Linked DNA regions of Homo sapiens: region 1 is linked to region 2. A link is a contact called in ENCODE Hi-C or POLR2A ChIA-PET data. All regions are on one chromosome and are shown on one strand. The core of a region is the stretch at or near the end of the contact, and the rest is flanking DNA. Distances in the headings are between cores, read along the strand shown. Region 1 overlaps TRAK2 (trafficking kinesin protein 2). Region 2 has its middle 13 kb from the start of LINC01792.

Evidence for each region. Hi-C counts contacts between places; a loop is a spot of excess contacts on that map. ChIA-PET counts read pairs that join two places held with the same protein, here RNA polymerase II (POLR2A).
Region 1: a map of breast epithelium shows a loop between it and region 2 (22-fold over the local background). The contact joins two enhancer-like sites. A Hi-C loop is called at or near these places in 1 of 168 maps with a recorded cell type or tissue (breast epithelium). POLR2A ChIA-PET finds 5 or more read pairs at or near these places in 1 of 52 experiments (activated T-cell).

What each region holds. Positions count from the first base shown.
Region 1 is chr2:201,411,198-201,416,197 of GRCh38, forward strand. All of the region lies in intron 2 of TRAK2 (trafficking kinesin protein 2), which reads right to left. It also overlaps the pseudogene SCYL2P1. Among named protein-coding and RNA genes, the nearest start is that of TRAK2, 38 kb to the right of the region's middle. Within about 2 kb of position 2,939, at least 5 of the 41 ENCODE cell types and tissues checked have a DNase peak (open chromatin) inside an H3K27ac peak, as active enhancers do.
Region 2 is chr2:200,745,639-200,750,381 of GRCh38, forward strand. It overlaps the pseudogene AOX3P-AOX2P and the pseudogene AOX2P. Among named protein-coding and RNA genes, the nearest start is that of LINC01792, 13 kb to the left of the region's middle. Within about 2 kb of position 2,418, at least 6 of the 41 ENCODE cell types and tissues checked have a DNase peak (open chromatin) inside an H3K27ac peak, as active enhancers do.

The sequences.
Region 1 (5,000 bases), core at 1,689-4,188, 670 kb after region 2:
GCAGCAATAGGTGTGTACACTTGGGGTTTAAGAGGCTGCTGGCCTTTCAACTTCTATGCCTGCTCTTGTTCTCTTGCTAATTTTTGTTTTTCTTCAAGTGTAAGTGATGCTCTTTTATGTTTATTCTGAAACCCATCCTCTTTATTTTCGGAATCACTGCCAGTCAGAAGGTCTGCTCCAATGTGGCTAAAAACCTTGTCAATTTGCTGATTCCCAATATTTGTAACTTTTGTCTCCTCAGAAACATTCATTTGATTTCCTATGTCCAAAGATTTCTGTTGTTCTTGCATTATATGAAGTTGCTCCAGCTTAGTCTTATGTTCAGACTCCAACCTATTCAGCATCTCTTTTATGATGGAAATGAAAGAATTGAACTGATTAAGATTGTTTTCAATACTCAGGGGAATAAGATGAGGCAATACTTTTCCAGTCAGCTGCTCTTTGGTGATTCCCAACTTATGAGTAAAAGTACATTTGTAAATGCCTAAAATACCCATGAGGACTGCAGACTCTTTGGATGGAATTTGTTGTAAGAAGGGTAGGATACCATCAAGTACCAACCACTTATCCAAGTATTCCAAAATCTTTCCTAAGCACACTAATGAATTTACAGGAACAGCAAGGGAAGACATTTGTAGACAGGCATTTTTAATTCTTGGTATCAAAGTATGTTTCATGATGGGTAGTCTATAAGATTTGCAAAGGTTGGAATGATGTTTAGACAGAGCTCCTGGTATTGAATGGAAGGAGCTTCTAGTGCTCTGTAAACCATGGGTAGAACACTGTTCTTTATCTCATTGGGAGGGGTTTTGGTTAGTAGCAAATCCATTTTTTGTAGGAAAATTAACAAAATCTGGATTGGCTCCTGCTGCTTAAACACAGGGCCAAGTTCAGGTGGAATTAATGTGACATATTCTTCTTTGGTGCATTCCTCAACGATCAGTAGAACACTGGGCAAAACAAAAGGTACCATGTCAGGGTTTACAAATTCTGAAGTCAAATCAAAATTCTCTGTACAATGACATGCTTGGGCAGTAGAACCTTTGGCAGTCCGTTGAAAAACTGTGATTTCTGAAGATTATCTCTTTGGAATAAGGTATCAAAATATTGCAGTGTTACTGCACCAACATCATCAAAGAAGGGAATCTTTGTCATTTGATCTGCATCTGGTCTTACAGTTGGAGTTACATTTAACAGTAGCCTTACATGTTCACGAACTTCCTCAGGTATATTTATAAGTGAACTAGATCCTAAATAACTCAACTGATCCAACTGCCTACTGAAACTCTTATAAATGTCTTGCTTATTGCCTTCAAATATATGTTTCCTTTTATTAAATACAGCATACATAACAGTTCCTAAAGAATATATATCACTGACTGTTTCACAGCTCACATAAAGTATGTATTCAGGAGGCAAATATTCAGGATTTGGAAGACACAATGAAGGTAAATTTGGGTCCCATTCTTTACAAGGAAATTTAGGCTCTTGTTCAGAAGGATTGGTTGATGATACACAACAATCAAAACCCATTATTTTCCAGGCTCCACTTTTATTCAAAATTGTATTTTCAGGAGTAATATTTCCATGTACCATTTTCACACTGCTATGCAAGAATGACAATCCTTTAGAAACCTGAAGCAAACCACATTTGGTTTCTACATCATAAAGTTTATAATCCTTAATGTCTGGAGATATAGGGAAAGGGAGATTTTCCCAGTTACCAAGAACACTGGCTAAACTGGCAAAAAACTGGTTCTGTACACAACACCAAGCAATCCCTGGATTCTTCTAAAGAATGCTGGACAGTAAGAAGTCGAGGGTGTTGAAGTCGAGTTAAGTGTTGGACTCCTCATTTTAGAGAATCAATTATTTGATCCTTTTCAAATTTTTGATATTTGTCAATCATTTTTTATCAAAGACAAAAACAGCCACTGCTTTGTTGACTTTTTTGTGCCATTAAAAATCTTCCAAGCTAGCCCACTGCCACCACTGGCAATGTGCTGACCAACATCAAATTCTCTAGTGACAGGATTTCTCATTACAGCACTAGTGACATCAGCTGTTACTTCTGTAACAGTACTCTTCAATTTATTAAACATGGACTCCATGGCTGCAATATTGGGTAGTTATAGTTACCTTTTCCCTCTCCTTCCAGGAGGGGCAGAACTGGGCCTCTTTTTCCCCACCCCCCTAAACACAGGCTGTTCCTGCTCTGCCTTCACACGTGGCAGCTGGAGGAGGGAAAGGGATAGGGAGGGGAGGGATTGGGGACGAAGACTAAGGGAGGGGGGAAAAGACTGAAAGACCTATTGTCAGCTATTTTTATTACTGTATTACTATTGAGTTTTTACACCTAGAGATCAAATCAAGACTGCTAAAATAAGGTTGCTATAGTATCTAAATAATTACAGAGTATTAAAGGTAGAAGACACTTTCGGAAACCATCCAATCCTGCCTCCTAGATAAGGAAACTGAGACTTAAAGATGGGTAACTTGCCGAGGACACTAGAACCACCAGACCTGGGTCTCGACTTCCTATCCAGCACTGTACCCATTCTTGTTGCTATCTGCCATTTACAGGACAAAGGCTGACAACTTGTCCTAGAAAGCAAGTTCCTACACATCATGTCTCCAACATACAGTATTAGTCCTACATATCTCCTAATTCCTCCAGGTGTCTAATCTACTTATTGTCCTATTTTTCACTCTTAATATTAGAAAGATCATGGGTTTTGGCATCAGACGTAGCTTCTGAATCTGACTCCTCTACTAATTGTTAGACACACGATTCATCCTTTCAGAGCCTTAATTTCTCTCATTTGTAAAATAAAGATCATTTATCACACACAACAGTAGTAAGAAGTAACTAAAATAAGCAATTAAGGCACCCAGGGTATCTGGCAGATCACAGGTACTCACTGAATACTATTTACATCACTACTCTCTCACTTGCACACCTATAACACCCCCACCCCCATCTCTGAACAAACTGAGCTTTTGTGTTTTTATGTATCTGCCACTATCTTCCTGTTCCCAGTACTGCCCATCATTTAACACCTCCCAAACTTAGCTGTTTACAAAAAAGGAGAGTTATTTCTGTTAACATGCTTAAAATACTAGGGCTTAAAATAGCGAAAGTACAGGATGTCATATCAACCCTCTCACTTTTAAAGAGATGTGGTATTTCCTTTGTGGGTAGTATAATGAAACATGCTCTAGCTCTGGCAAAGAACAACAAAGTACTGGTTAAGAAAACAAATCCTTAAGAGAGTAAATTCCTACGACTTGACCTTGACTTCACAATGACATTTTAATAAGTTTAATAAAAGGAGGCTGGCAATATCAGACATCCCTATTCACCCAGAAGGAGAAGCAGTGGCTTGATCACCACAATGAGATAGAGATGAGGCAGATTTAAAACCTTAAATATGGTTCTAAATAAGCTCTCAATCCTTACAGATCTCTTAAATAGGAGACCTGAACATATATCCAAATTCTATTATTACAAGTTCCATGTGATTATCCAAATTTTTCCTGCCACACATATATTACATAGAGATTGTCATTTTAATACTCAGGAAGAGAAGTTGACTATAAATACATGCAGAGCTAAAAACAGACTATTAGGTATTCAACGGTATAGTGGAGATGAAGAACAAAAGTGACATTCATTACAAGAGATACTAGTCCCTAGCATCTCTTCTAGACTAGAATAATTCCCTACTTCCAAAATGTAATATTAAAAATAAGTGTACAATCCAGGCTTAGTAGATTAAGCTAAATATTCTTTAGACTAGCTCTTCCACCTTGCTTCCATATTCTGATAATGTTCCATTTATTACTCTTGCCCAGGCTTGACAACTCCTTCTCTACCATTTTATCCTCCAAATGTCTCCTTCATGTCCATTTTTTCCCAGTCATGCCTACCGGTAAGATAATTAAATCAGTGCTAGAATCAAGCACACTAGAGCTTGGTCTAGAGTATGATCTGTAGACCTACAGATGAAAAACAAGCCTCAAAGGGTTAACCTTATCAGCAAATAACTTAAAGTCTTGCCAAAATAAATTTTAACACTTTTCCAAGGAAGACAACAAAACCTAAACACCTAACAATGTAACATTCATAATATTCACCAGTCCATACAAAATTACTAGATATGCAAAAATAAACAAAATGTAATCCATAACCAGGAGGGAAATGAGTCAACAGAAACAGACCCGTCATGACAGAAATAACAGAATTAATAAGCAGCAATTTTTTATATCCTCTATTTTTAATATGCTCAAAGATTTAAGGGGAAAATATGAACGTAATGGAAAGAGAAACAGAAGATATGCCTGCATTTTAAAAACCCAAATAGAACTAGAGTACAGTATCTAAAATGAAAGACTCACTAGATAAGATAAACAGATTAGATATTCTCCAGAAGAAAAGAACAGTAAACTTGAAGGCATAGCAATAGAAATTATCTAAAATGAAGCACAGAGAAAAAAAGATTGGGGGGAGAAAACTGAACAGAACATCAGTGGCTGTGTCATATCAAGCAGTCTGAAGTCCCAGAAGAAAGAAGAGGCAGAAACAGAAAAAATATTTGAAAAAATGGTGGCCGAAGTCTTCCAAGTTTAATTAATACAGTAAGTCTATAGTTCAAAGAATCTCAACTCCATGCAGTATAAATACAAAGAAAACCACATCAAAGCAAAATTGCTAAAAACCAGTGATAAAGAAGAAAATCCTAAAAGCAGAGAGATAGGAAAAAAAGAACATTAAAGTTTCATTCACTTGAAATGAAATTATTCATTTCAAGATAGATGACAATGGAACAGCATCATTAAAACACATGGACAAAAAGCCAATTTAGAATCATGTGTCAGTGAAAAACATCTTTCAAAAAAGGTGAAATAGGCCAGGCGTGGTAGCTCACTCCTGTAATCCCAGCACTTTGGGAGGTCAAGGTGAAAGGACTGCTTGAGCCCAGGAGTTCAAGACCAGCTTG
Region 2 (4,743 bases), core at 1,168-3,667:
GTCTCTAAAAGGTCACTATCCCATATCATGCCATGCTAGAAACTGCCCTCTAACCAATTCCTTCCTGCCTTCAACCCTCCCAGGTGCTGGAATGAGCTGTTGCTGGATGAGGCTTGCAGGCTGCTTCTGGATGAAGTCTCGCTCCCAGGCTCAGCCCCGGGTGGCCGGGTGGAATTCAAGAGGATGAGGACCCTAGTCGTCAGCTTCCTCTTCAAATTCTACTTAGAGGTTCTGCAGGAACTGAAGAAGCTGGTGAAGCTAGTCTCTGTGCCTGTGGGTGCTCTGGTGTATTCGCTGGCTGGGGCTGCTGAAACAAAGTAGCACAGCCTGCCTGGCCTGAACAATAGAAACATGTTCCTTCACAGTTCTGGAGGCGTCAGCAGGCCTGGTTCCCTCTGAGTGCTGTGCAGGGGACTCTGCCCCCTGCCTTTCCCCTAGCTCCTGCTGGTTTGCTGGCAATCTTGGGCACTCCTTGGCTTCTAGAAGCATCACCCTGATCTGTCTTCATATGAAGTTCTGTGGGTACATGTGTGTCCAAATTTCCCCTTCTCACAAGGACATCAGTCATATGGGATTAGGCCCATCTTAAGTAGCTCATTTTAACTTGATTACCTCTGCAGTAAAGGCCCTGCCTTATTTGGATAAGGCCACATTCTGAAGAACTGGGGCTGGAGTGCTGGGACTTCAACACAGATATTTAGAACAGACACAATTTGACCCATAGCATCTGGCTCTTATGTGTTCCTTGCACCCATAAGCTCACAGCTTTCCCATCACTTTGGCAAATTGTCTCGTGCACAGCCTGTGCTGTTACCTGTCACCTGCTCTGAGTCAGGCCTCGTCAGTTCCCAGCCGGCCCTCCTCCTGGAATCCAGCCCTGAGGGGCTACATGAGGCTCATGGCGCCAGACTCTCTGCAGTCCGCAAATGTTGACTGCGTGCCCTGAACACTGAAACACTGTGGTGTCCCTGCTGCCAGTTTTTTCTTTTAAAATCAACTTTATTGAAGTGTAATTTACACATCATAAAATGTACCTATTTAAATTCAGCGCATGTTGACAAATGTGTATATCTGTGTAGCTACCACCTCAAATTTTCCATTATCCCAAAGAGTATCCTATGCCCCCTTGTGTCACCATCTTGCCCCTGGCCCAGGCAACCACCAATCACTTTGCTGGCACTAGAGATTCATTTTGCCTCTTCTGTAATTTTATGATCAATCTAAAACATAAAATAATATTTTATTTTTCAAAACAACCAAAACTGCCCAGGCATGGTGGCTCACACCTGTAATCCCAGCACTTTGGGAGGCCAAGGGAGGCTTGGGCCCAGTAGTTGGAGACCAGTCTGGGGAACATGGGGAAACCCCATCTTTATAAGAAATAGAAAAATTAGCTGGCCGTGGTAGCACATATCTGTAGACTCAGCTACTTGGAGGCTGAGGTGGAAGGATCTCTTAAGCTTGGGAGGTCGGGGCCACAGTGACCCATGTTTGTACCACTGCACTCTAGCCTGGGCGACAGAGCAAGAGCCTGTATGAAAAAAAAAAAAACACACACACACCAAAAACTGATGTGTATGCTAATGTTTAAATAGCTTTCTAGATTCTTCTGATTGTAAACTTTTGGAATAAGCTAAGCAAAGCAAAATATATTATCTCTCTCTCTTTCTCTCTCTCTCTCCTTCTCTCTCTCTCTCCACCCCTCCCCTGACCATGATTACAACTCACCCTACCTTGTATTCCCTGTTCCCCAACCACAGCTCACCCCAAGAGCCTGCTGTTCTAAGGTATCTGATTTTCACAGACTCAGATGAAGACCCTCATCAACCACACTCACCAGGATAATCCTTGCTGCCATTTAATTTCTGAATCAAGACACTTGACAAGTTTCAGTGACACCCAGAGCACCCTCCCCACCTCTACCGCTCTCCCAGGAGAGTTGAGTTCCTGAGAAAAGCAATCTGGCTTTGAGTCCTTTTGTGTGCAATGGATACCTGCTTATTCTGGGATGGCTTATCTAGCCCATTTTCCTTGCTTCTCCTCCTGCCTCTACCCCTACTCTCTGGCAGGCCTCTGCCTCCTCAGGGTGGCTTGAGGATCAGATTCCAAGCAGTCAGTCCAGGTCCTCATTATGTGGAGGGAGGAGGGGAACAAGAAACATTCATAAAACATGAAGCCGGGGCAGGCAGTATGGATCCTGGTTATGCACACTATGCTGGATACATTAGCCAAGTCAGTTTCACGTAAACCAAAGCCCAGTTTAACTGTAGCTAACCAGCTTATCTTTATTGTTTTGAATCACCTTTCAGGACAGCCGTCATCATTCTGAAATTTCAGACCAATTCCTAAGCGCTCTCGAAGATTTCCCAGTCACAATACCCCAGGGAGTCCAAACGTACCAGGTCAGTGAGTTTGATTTAACTGAAACCTGCAAACTAGAGCTGTGCTGAGCGAGCAAGCTTTTCAGAGCTGTGGTTTCAAGTCTGACATTCTAGTCGTGGCTCTTTGCTTAGTCCGCGTCAGGGAGACGCTGGAATCTGAGGTCAGGCCCAAGCTGCTGCTAGATGAGCTCAAGGCTGAACCGTCCAGCTAATCTACAGTCTAATCATTATAGTCTCTTCAAAGTGATATTCTCTGGGCATTTGTTTGATATTTACTCAGAAGAGCAACCGAGCCAGAAGGTTCAGCCCCCAGCTCTGATTGCAAATGTTTAATCTCCAGTCAGCAAACAAATGCCCTGCGAGTAACTTAACTCACCGTTCTGGCAGGACAGTTTAGAAATTATGGATTCTTGCTACAGCACAACGCCTCTCCCACCCCACCTCCACATACATGCACACACACACACACACACACACACACACACAGAGCTTCCCTGAGAGGAGCTCCAGAATAAACACTATCTCCACCTCCTTACAGCCTAGTGATGTTTTTGTGCCACTCCCAAGGGCAGCCAGGACACCTTATTCTGGATCTGGGGGGACTCTGTTGCCATCCCCCAAACCCTGTGCCAGAGGCCCCAAACAAGTCCATACTTGGGCTTCGGGCTTGGATTTTGGCATCCCACCTTGGGAACTGTATCACTTTACCCCCCATCATCATGAGGACAGTACCCGTGGACAGACTGATCATTGGAAAGGTGAGGAGGCAGGACAGCGAGACCCCTGAGAACACCACCAGGGAAAAGAAAATGCCAGAAGGAGAAGCTGGGGTGCCCCTTCACCTACTTCGCCATTTATTGCCACATAACTGAAATAACAATTCACTGTTCTAGTGGCATCATCAATGTGTCACACTCATCATCTGGCCCACTCCAGTGTTTGTCACCCGAGGGTGACCATCCGATTTCTCAATCCTAGCTCAGGAGTGTTGGTGATAGGCCAGGCCACTTCTGAAAATTAAAGGCTTCTGAGGCAACTCTTGTCTTCCCTGTAGAGTGTGGATCCTCACCAGCCTCTCCAAGACCCAGTTGGACACCCTATCATGCACCTGTCAGCTCTTAAACATGCCACTGGGGAAGCCATGTTTTGTGATGACATTCCCATGGTGGATAAAGAACTTTTCATGGCTTTGGTGACCAGTAGCAGGGCTCATGCAAAAATCATGTAAGTAAACGAAGAGCTTTCAAGAGCCTTTTAAAAGCACACTTGGGGACCCCTCAGAGGAATGCGCCCATGCTCCTGCCATGTCCTGAACTTAAAGGACCTAAAATGGAAAGAATAAAGAAAAGGTTGCCAGCTCCAGGAGGAAGGGAGAGCATCTAGAAATGAACATCATGGAGAGAGAATAAAAATCACTGGCTAGGCTCAGTGGCTCACATCTGTAATCCCAACACTTTGGGAGGCCAAGGCGGGCAGATCACCTGAGGTCAGGAGTTCAAGACCAGCCTGGCCAACATGGTGAAACCCTGTCTCTACTAAAAACACAAAAATTAGCTGGGCATGGTGGCACACACCTGCAATCCCAGCTACTCAGGAGGCTGAGGCAGGAGAATCACTTGAGCTTGGGAGGTGGAGTTTGCAGTGAGCCAAGATCGAACTACTGCACTCCAGCCTGGGCAGCAAAGTAAGACTCTGTCTCAAAAAAGAAAGAAAAATCACAGTTACAAGCCTTTTGTTTCCCTCCTAACCTCACAAAACCTCAGCTCCCTGCTACAGCCTCAGACATGACTCAAAGGCACAACCCTGATAGAGAGCTGGTATTGAGGTGGTGGTGAAATACCCACTTCATGCCCAAGAATGAATGGCCCCTGTCCCAACCTTCAAGAACGCCCCTTGCCAAGGCCACACTATCCCTTCTCCACCTCCCAACCCCCAACAGCTAAAGTGTTGTCTCCTGGCCCAGCAGGAGTCTCTTGGACCCTACTCCTTGGCAGGTCTGTTCTGATTGGTCAGGACCTAAGCTGGATTTGTTGTCATATATTCCGATTTTCAACCATGTTCTATCCCTCCCTCAAATTTAGGGCCCTCAAAGCTTGCTGATTTCTACTTCCTCTTTTTTTAATTTAGAGACAGAGTCTGGCTCTGTCATCCAGGCTGGGGGCAGAGGCACCATCATAGCTCACTGCAGCCTTGAACTCCTGGGCTCAAGCCATCCTCCCACCTCAGCCTCCTGAGTAGCTGGGACTACAGACATGCGCCACCACCACACCTGGCTAATTTTTATAATTTTTTTTGTTGAGACAGAGTCTTGCTATGTTGCCCAGGCTGGTCTCAAATTCCTGGCATCAAGCAATCTCTCCCT